2 separate regions of the Homo sapiens genome follow, and region 2 is linked to region 1. The links are chromatin contacts, found by Hi-C in ENCODE. All regions are on one chromosome and are shown on one strand. The core of a region is the stretch at or near the end of the contact, and the rest is flanking DNA. Distances in the headings are between cores, read along the strand shown. Region 1 has its middle 12 kb from the start of LINC02957. Region 2 overlaps LINC02937 (long intergenic non-protein coding RNA 2937).

Region 1 (4,595 bases), core at 1,017-3,516:
TCTGCAAAGGGGATATTGTTATCTCTTTTTTTTTTTAGATGGAGTCTTACTCTGCTGCCCAGGCTGGAGTGCAGTGGTGTGATCTTGGCTCACTGAAACCTCCACCTCCCAAGTTCAAGAGATTCTTCTGCCTCAGCCTCCTGAGTAGCTGGGATTACAGGTATGCACCACCACACCTGGCTAATTTCTGTATTTTTAGTAGAGATGGGGTTTCACCATGTTGGCCAGGCTGGTCTCGAACTCCTGGCCTCAAATGATCTGCCCACCTTGGCCTCCCAAAGTGATGGGATTACAGGCATGAGCCACCTCATTTGTCCTTTTGATAGACAAATAATCTGGGACTCAGGGATGTTATACAACCGCCAAAAGCAGAGCAGGGATGGAGCCATTGTTGGGCTCCTACTTCTCTCTCCACCCCCTGGTGGCTTTCAGGAGACATATCCTGAGTAGGACCCTTTCAGAGGCCCTGCCCTCCCACGGGACACATTCAGGATGCTCCCACACCCCTGGCTGTCATTGCACCATGTCCACACTGGAGCTGACATCTGCAAGGGCATCCGGCCAGCCAGGCCTTCCCCTGGGTACTCTGAAGTCAAGTTGGCCATAGGATGCCAGCAGGAACACCACCATCTTCATATACTTATATATACATGTATACACACACATATACATACATGTACAAACACACAGATACACTCACCTATATATACATGTTTTTGATAGAAACTCAGCTTCTCTGGGCACCAAAAGCAATCATGCTGAATGGAATTGGACATAGGCAAAATTGTGAAGAATAATAAGGCCTCCTCGTATTTTCCTCTCATTTCCCATTCAGCACATAGTGTTATTTGATGTAGGCTGAGCATCAAATCGCATCATGGGCAGGGAATGCAGGTATGGGAGGACTCCTGGATGGACTGGACCAGGTATTCCTCCAGCCCTCCCACCCCATTCTTCTGTGCAGGGTGCTTACCAATGCACCACCCCTGGCATTTATAAAAGCAAACAGTGTGTTCTGGCTAGAATCCTCCCCTTCTCTGTTTAGCCACATGCTTCTCCCCTCCCTTGCTTTGCCTTCAGGAGTCAGTGCAGGCTGACCGCCTGTGCCCAGATGCAGCACTCAGTCTGTCTAAGGTTCCAAGGCTGACTGCACTTCCTCCCTCCTCCCAGCCTGTTGCCCTTCATGCCTTTCCCTGGGCTACCTCCCACCTCCACCCTCCCAAGAAAAACTACCTCCCTCCTTACACACTGACGACAGGTAGTGGCTTCAAGTTGTCCTCATCTTATAATATATATGTAATATATACTTGAAACTTTCCATAGCCAAACCCAGGAAATTCTGGTACTAATGGGTACCCATGAAATCCAGAAGAAGGGACTATTTGTGGGAAAGTGAGCCTTTTGGTCCCCAGTGCTATCCGTTCTCTCTTTTGATATGTGTAATTGCTGTTTTAATGTCATACAGTTAAAATGAGCATGCACAAAGTAAAATGTCATCAAAATCCTCCCATGAAGTGGCTCCCTGCAGCTCATGGACTTAAAGGTGAAAATACACACTTACTCGTCTCCAAAGCCAGTTGTTAGGAATCTTTCTTAGAGATCCCATTTTCATAGGAATTCCAGAATCTCATTTATTTATAGCTGTCCTGCATCAACAATGAATACATTGAATACAACTGGAAGTGCCAATTCCTTCCTGAGTTTAAAATTTATACTGGTGTCTAGTAAATGGCTCTCAGAGAACTTCCTTGGGTTCCAATCATTAAGGGGTGCCAATGAATCATCCAAGATCAAGAAAGAGAGAAAACACTACTGCTACACCTCCTTTTAGAAACAGCATGGGGGGGCCAGGCACGGTGGCTCACGCCTGTAATCCCAGCACTTTGGGAGGCCGAGGCCAGCGGGTCACCTGAGGTCAGGAGTTCCAGACGAGCCAGGGCAACATGGTGAAACCCCGTTTCTACTAAAAATACAAAACTTAGCCAGGCATGGTGGTGCATGCCTGTAATCCCAGCTACTTGGGAAGCTGAGGGAGGAGAATCACTTCAACCCGGGAGGCAGAGATTGCAGTGAGCTGAGATCATGCGACTGTACTCCAGGCTGGGTGACAGAGCGAGACACCATCTCAAAAAAAAAAAAAAAAGAACATGGGGTTTCATCTGGAAGGATGGTTCTTGTCAGCGGATGTGGGAGCCATGTGAGTGTAGAGAGGAATGGAGAGTGAGGATGTAGAGCTCGTACGTGCTCCACACCTACCAGTGTGAGGCCAAGCAGCCCTGCTCTAGACCTCACAGTAGGAGGAGCTGTGGGTCCAGCAGAGGGTTCCTTTCCCTGCCGTCCCCGGAGATCTGAACCTTTCTCTAGATAGTCATACATACTGGACAAATAGGGCAAGATCTTCTACTACGAAGATGTATGTGGTCCAACACATAGCCCAGATTTACGTGGCCTGTCGATGCACACACTAACCCTTGCTGCTATTAGCTCTCCTCCCTAATAGGTAAGAGCACTGATTTTTCCTTAAGCGTGCTATTCTGGAAAAATCTACATGATGCCTGCTCTGGTCTGGCCATGTGACAGTTCTTCCAGAGGGACTTATATGTTCCTGTGGGTTCTGGGACTGGAAACACCTTATCTTGGGAGATGTCTCACACTTAAGTTGAGCAAATGATTTCCCTTCTCGGCTTTTTCACGGTGGATTCACAGGCACATGGTTTCTGTCTGAATGTGTAGAAAACAATTATCTCATCTCATCCACTCACTGTCCTGACTGTCAGAACCTGCCCTTACAAGTCCCAAATCCAGCTGTGTTTCTTCTTCAGTTACAAAAGGAAGTAGAAGATGATCTATTTTAAACTGCCATGGGGAAAACACAATGGGAATCAACAATTCAATTTTTCTTTAACTTTGTTAAGAGAAACTCATTTTTATCAAGCCGTATTGGGAATATAAAAGTAGAAGCTAGAAGGGAAGCAGTGTTGCCTATAATTTGTGTCTGGTCCTGAACATATGCTTTCTTATTTCTTGCACCCGTTTAACCCAGCACAAATCTTATGTATTTCCTACATCATTCATTGTTTTGTGCTTGAAAAAATATTTTTCTCTACATTCATCTTTCTCTGTGGGCTTCCTATTCCTTGACACTCTTTTTGACATCAGAGTCAACTTCCTCCTCAACCTGTCCAAATATTCTCTGACTTATTATTGAATGACTGCATTGGCACTCACCAGATTAGAGTAATTTCCAAGCTAATAATTACACTGGGCAGAGCCACAGACACACACAATCTCACACACACACTCACACACACACACACACACGTGTCTCCAGGCATCCCCTGCAGCCTTTGGCTTCACACATACCACATCATAATGCTGCTGGGAATGGGGAGGTTCCTCCGCTAGGTCCATCGAAGCACCCAGATTAAAATATGGTGACCATTTTATTATTTTATCAGACCAGAAAGGAGAAGCCACGGCCCTTAAAATATAGGTGCCCTTAAAGGAAAATTGAATGAATAATTTTAAGCTGAATACGAGTGTGGAAATCCAAGTTACATGATAACCGCTGGCCTGATGTTCTCATGGCACAGTCTTGATTAATACTTTTTAGCCTACTGCTATATGTTTACTGAACCCCTCAGGACAACTTTAATTGGTTCTGAAAAAGCCTGAATATGCCACATTATTCTAGAAGATGACAGTAACAGGTTGGGTGACCTGTGAAGCAGATTCGCAATCAAAATGAATGATTGTTTGTATTTTAAGCCTCTGAGTCTGGGTGTTTGTTATGCAGAAGTACTGAGGTCTGGGACATCCCTGTGAGCTCCCCATCTTCCTATTCCAGCAGGGTATTTTCTGTTAGCCCAATCCTGTTTCTTTCTTAGGCCATCAACCTCCACAAGATCACAGAGCACAGTGAGAGATAATCTATGTTATACACCCAGGAGGTCCAAAAATTTGGTTCCAAAACTTCCTACTAATGTAGAAAAGCATAAGGAACCTTGGCTCCATATAACCATCAATTTAATGCACATTTCAAAATAATTTCAAATGGTAATTTCAAAATAATATATACCAATATTTTTAATATATTACTATGATATATTATGTACTAATATGTTAATAATTAATATAAATGATAACAACATTTAATATGGAAACTTCCCCTGAAGCTCATGACAGAAAATCATACTAGTCCTTGTCTCCTGGCAGGAAATAAGGAAATAAATGTAGAGTATCTAGATTGAATCTGAACCAAGTATAATATATCACGCAACTGCTGGCATCTGATGCATATGTTGGCATAACTTGAAGACATGATAGTCTTTCTCAAATGAATAATTATCTCTGGTTTAACAGGGCCTATTTCATCCAGTTAGCAGTCCTTATATGCAAAAGGATGAAGATACTGGACAGGACAAGCCCCCTGTGATGAGGGCTGCAGGAATGTCATAAAATCTTCTCCCTTACATGTGTGTGGACTTGCTGTGGGTGGCATGAATAACCATGGCATGATAGTGATAAGTATATAAAATAAAGGGAAAATTCAATGGTCATTACTTGTTTTCTTCCCTCCTCTACCTGCAGAAACA
Region 2 (4,595 bases), core at 1,455-3,954, 160 kb after region 1:
TATTTTTTCCCTATCATTTTGTCATTATAAAACTCCAAATATACAGAAAAAATTTGGAAAAATAATACAATCAATACCCAAAGACACTCCAACCTAGATTCTACAACTCTTTAATTGTGCTGCATTTGTTTCTGTGAGCATTTTCGTTTGTTTGTTTACTGAATCATTTGAAGTAAGGAGCAGGCATCATTATAATTTACTCCTACACACTCAACATGCATTGCTGAAGAGCACTCTCCCACACAGCCTATTACAACTAAAGAAACTGACGACAATTCCCTACTAACAACATTCAATACCCAGTCCATGTCCAAGTCTCCCCAGTTGTTCCCAGAATGTCCTTTAGAGTTGGGAGGTGTGTGTGTTGGTAGGATGCCATCTATGTTCACCCATTACATGTGGATATCAGGTCTCTTGAGTCCCTTGTAGTTTAGAACCAAGCTTTTTTCTCCACGACATTGGCTTTCTGAACAGTTTGGGTCAGTTGTCTTAAGAATGCCCCATATTCTGGATTTGTCTGACTGTTTCTTGCAGTGCCCTTTGGTTATTTTCTTTAGCCCCTGTATTGCTTGTAAACTGAAAGGAACCCTGGAGTCTTCATGCAATTCAGATTAAGCATTTTTGTCCAGACCACTTCATAGATGACGCTATAGCCTCTGTGTCTCTTCACCTCAGGGGGCACAGAATGTAGGCTGCTCCATTCTTAGTGATGCTAACTTGATCATGTGGACAATATGGGGACCCCAAGATCCATGCACCATGAAGGAACACCCCCTTTGCAAGTGCAATACTGAGGGTGTGATTCTTTGGCACCAAGGGACCGTCAGTTCTGCATCACTTACGCAAATGGTTCTAGCACCCACTTACAATCCTGATCAGAGTCACATTTGGTTAGAGCAGGAAAAAAAAGATTTATTTTCTACTCATCTTAGTTTCATTGGCTGGAGCCGTTGGATTAGCAAGGGAAAATAGTTTGTTAATGTGCATTTTGCTCACATGTGGGATCACTTAGCCATGAGTAACTCAAATGGGTGGTTACAATTCAGCATTACATAGCATCTTAACAAAGAATAATAAATTTGTAGAGAAGTGATAAGACCAAAGAAAAGGACTTTGAGCTTCTAAGGACAGCAAATTGTAGGAAGACAAACATAGGGGGAAGCTAGGGGATGATAAGGACTAGTTTGAAAGATTTGTGATATAGATTCCTTTGGTGTCATCCCAGCCTGATGAGTCTAGAGTTGTCTCCCATGATTAAGAATCTCCCTGCTCTTCTTGGTAGAGAAAAGGAGGAAAGAGGGTTTGTCCTGCGTTGTTGTTTTACATTGCTTTCAGCTCAAAATAATCCTTAAGCCAGAGTAGCATATTTTGGGGCAGCACACTCTGAACCTCTCAGCATTCCGCAGTGTGGTGGGGGGAAAAGAGGCTGGAGGACAGACATTAGTGTGGCCACCACTGGCATCTCTTAAGACATGATGTTGGCCCAAGCTGGGGTGGGGTTGGGGTTGACAAGAGAGGTGGTTGCTACCAAGGCAGTAGCAATGATGACATCTGGTGAATAGTTGGATGTGGCACATTAATGGAGATGGAAGAGCCTAGATTTAGGCTTAGGCAACTTGACGGAGAACCCAGGAGGGAAGCAGGATGGCAGAACGGAGATGGGGCCCAGGGTCAGCCCCGGGGGGCATCCAAGGGACACCATGTGGCTGCTGGACCTGCAGGTCTAGCCCTCCTGAGAAAGGCAGGCCTGGGGCAGGAGGAAGATGGAGATCATCAGCTCTCATCACCAGGATCACGAGGCAAAGCAAGGAGCCCTGAGAACCCAGCATTTCAGGAGTAAATGAGAAATAAAAACTTACTGATTGTATGAACTAGGAAGAAGAAACCCAAGAGATAGTGACATCGGAGAAAGTGAAAGAAAAGAGCATCTCAAGGTGCATGATGAAATATGCATTTGGATACAGTATGCACGCACTGCATAGTATGAACATTGATAAGTACAATGATGGAGAAAGCAGGAAAAAAAGCAAGGACAAAAAAACCTTAGCATTAGCCTGGCCAACATGGCGAAACCCTGTCTCTACTAAAAATACAAAACTTAGCTGGGCATGGTGGCACATGCCTGTAATCCCAGCTACTCAGGAGGCTGAGGCAGGAGAATCGCTTGAACCAGGAGGAGGTTGCAGTGAGCTGAGATAGCGCCACTGCACTCCAGCCTCAGGGACAGAGTGAGACTCCATCTCAAAAAAAACAAAAACAAAAAACAAAACAAACAAACAAAAAAACCTTAGCATTATGCACTCTTTCATTAAAATTTATTTTTATTTCATTTTTTAAAATGTCAGTCACATCTTATTAAATTAAGTCCATGACCATTAAGGGGTCCCAATCCACACTGTGGAAAATGCCCCGGCCTGTGCTCAAACCACCAGCTCAGCCTGCGCATACCAAGGGCCTCGCACCCTGGTGCACTGCCCTCACAGTGTGAAACAGCAGATGGGGCAGAGTTCTCTGGCTGGGCCCAATTGGGCAAAAGAAGGGAAGATGCAGAGATGAGAGGCAGAAAGAGGATGTGCCTGAAGCTGAGGGCTCACTTGATTAAGTTGCTTACTTTTCATCTCATACTTCTAGTTGATCTAAAAATCCGCATAGCTAAACGCCACGTAGCTGAGCAGTACTCACTAAACTCCCACTGACTTCCTTACACTGGCTCTGACTATAGGTCACTATAGTAACCAGCACTTAGAGTTGTTTTTCAGGAACTATGGGCAGTACTTGTCCAGTTCAAGCTCATTGAGTCCACCAGCCCTTCAGCTGAACCTGTGTGGGTGTCCAAAGAGTGACCTTTTGACGTCAGAGGGCTAAAATCTCCACCCTTAGATCAGGTTAGTGCCACCCTTTTCTGCATGTGTCCGGTGAAGAACCGTGCAGCCCCACCAGGCTTGCATGAACTCCCATTACCTCCCCCTTCACCTCAAGACCACTTGGGTTTCTAGCCCATAAGTACCCTCACGTCCTATTTTTAGAGAGGCAAATTTGAGACCTGTCCTCCCGCCTCCTCTCTTGACTGCCTCGTGAATAAACTCCTACTCTTTTGCAAAATCCATAAGTCACAGTGATCGGCTTACTGTGACATGCCCACAGGGGCAGCAGCCGTGTAGGAACAGTGACCTGCATGCAGGCTGTGCCCCTAAGTGCAGGGACAGCTCCGTGTTGTCCCTCCTGCTGAGATCCTCAGGTTGTTCTGTTTCACCTGCACCAGTGCCCCTCAAGTGTGCCTGAGCTCATAGCACTTTGCTGCCATGAGGCCCCCCAAATTCACCTGGAGAGCCTGTCCTAACTTCAAATCCTGGGGTGGGTGGTCCCTCTGTCCACAAGAGCCCCGACTTCTTTTACACCTCGGTAGCACCCACCTAGGCCCAGGCACCAGCTCAAGGCTGGGAGAGGAGGCAGCTTTGCCAACCTCACTACAGAAAAAACAAAAACTAACAAAAGAAGCCTGTGTACTCCCTAACCCCAGGCAAAGGCCCCTCCTGAGCATCCATTCATATAGCCACAGGGAAGGCTTAGCTGCTTCTTTGCATCTGCCTTTCTGGGCTGTTTGTTTGTTTGTTTGTTTGTTTGCTTGCTTGCTTGCTTGCTTGCTTGTTTTTAATCTCATTGAGATTTTATGAGGAATTAGCTACAGTCCTCTGCTCTACCAGCTGAGCTATTGAAGGGACATCATTGAGCTTTTAAATGATCCGTAAGAAAGTTTTGGAGAAATTGAAGAGCAGCATGTAAACTTATATACTGGCTAACTTGTTAATGCATTCACACACACACACACACACACACACACACACACACACACATTATGTGGAAATGAGAACAAGCAATTGGGGAACATATTTCAGCAACTCTTCTTCCAGGTACAGAATTGCTCATCATGCAAGAGATGAATCATCAAGAAGCAGAAACTATCACAGTTTTCAGTTAAACTTTCTTGCACTCTCTGCACTCTGCAAAGGTAAATGTGTTCTAAGTTTACATGTGAAAGTATTCATGGGGCTTCTAGGATATGTTTCAGTAAAATAGTAAAAATCTGCTTTCTCTCTCTCCCTCTCTCTCTCTCCTTCTCGGGTTCATTCAGGAAGGAACAACTGATCCAACTAAAAAGAAACTAAGGAGGGCTTCCTGGAGAAAGGGGCACTTAGGTTGAGATTTGGAGAATCATCTTCAAATGGGGGAAGCATTTCAGGCTTTGAGTAAACATGAGAAGATAGGAAGGTTCGGGACTCCTTTGGGAAGACTGAAGAGTCCAGGGGATTATAGAGTAGGGTCTTGCGCAGTGTGTGCTGGGTGGGCAGGAAGATGGTTCAGCTGGAATATAGATGATGCTTCCACTGCAGTCAGTCAGGAGGATCAGGAGGAGCAGTCGGGGGTTTTCCCAAAAGGCAGTAACATGATCCATTGTATTATAGAAACAGGTTCGTGGCTGGAACTAAGGTGGGAGAACCTGAGTTTGGGAAGTCAAGGTTTGTAAAACAGTGCAGACCAGAGTAAAGGGGCTCTGTCTCACCAGGGGATCACCCCAGCAGGAGGGCCCCTGCCTG

What was found. A loop is a pair of places that touch in the nucleus more often than their neighbours do. Pooled maps may share reads with other maps.
Region 2: a loop to region 1 is called in a pooled map, with 5 times the contacts of the local background. The contact joins two enhancer-like sites. A Hi-C loop is called at or near these places in 3 of 37 single-sample maps with no recorded cell type and 7 of 50 pooled maps.

What each region holds. Positions count from the first base shown.
Region 1 is chr9:90,983,110-90,987,704 of GRCh38, forward strand. No RefSeq gene overlaps it. Among named protein-coding and RNA genes, the nearest start is that of LINC02957, 12 kb to the right of the region's middle. Within about 2 kb of position 2,267, at least 2 of the 41 ENCODE cell types and tissues checked have a DNase peak (open chromatin) inside an H3K27ac peak, as active enhancers do.
Region 2 is chr9:91,143,992-91,148,586 of GRCh38, forward strand. The region is part of intron 1 of LINC02937 (long intergenic non-protein coding RNA 2937); the gene reads right to left. All of the region lies in intron 2 of LINC00484 (long intergenic non-protein coding RNA 484), which reads left to right. Among named protein-coding and RNA genes, the nearest start is that of LINC02937, 17 kb to the right of the region's middle. RefSeq lists enhancers at 2,770-3,337, 3,745-3,864. Within about 2 kb of position 2,705, at least 3 of the 41 ENCODE cell types and tissues checked have a DNase peak (open chromatin) inside an H3K27ac peak, as active enhancers do.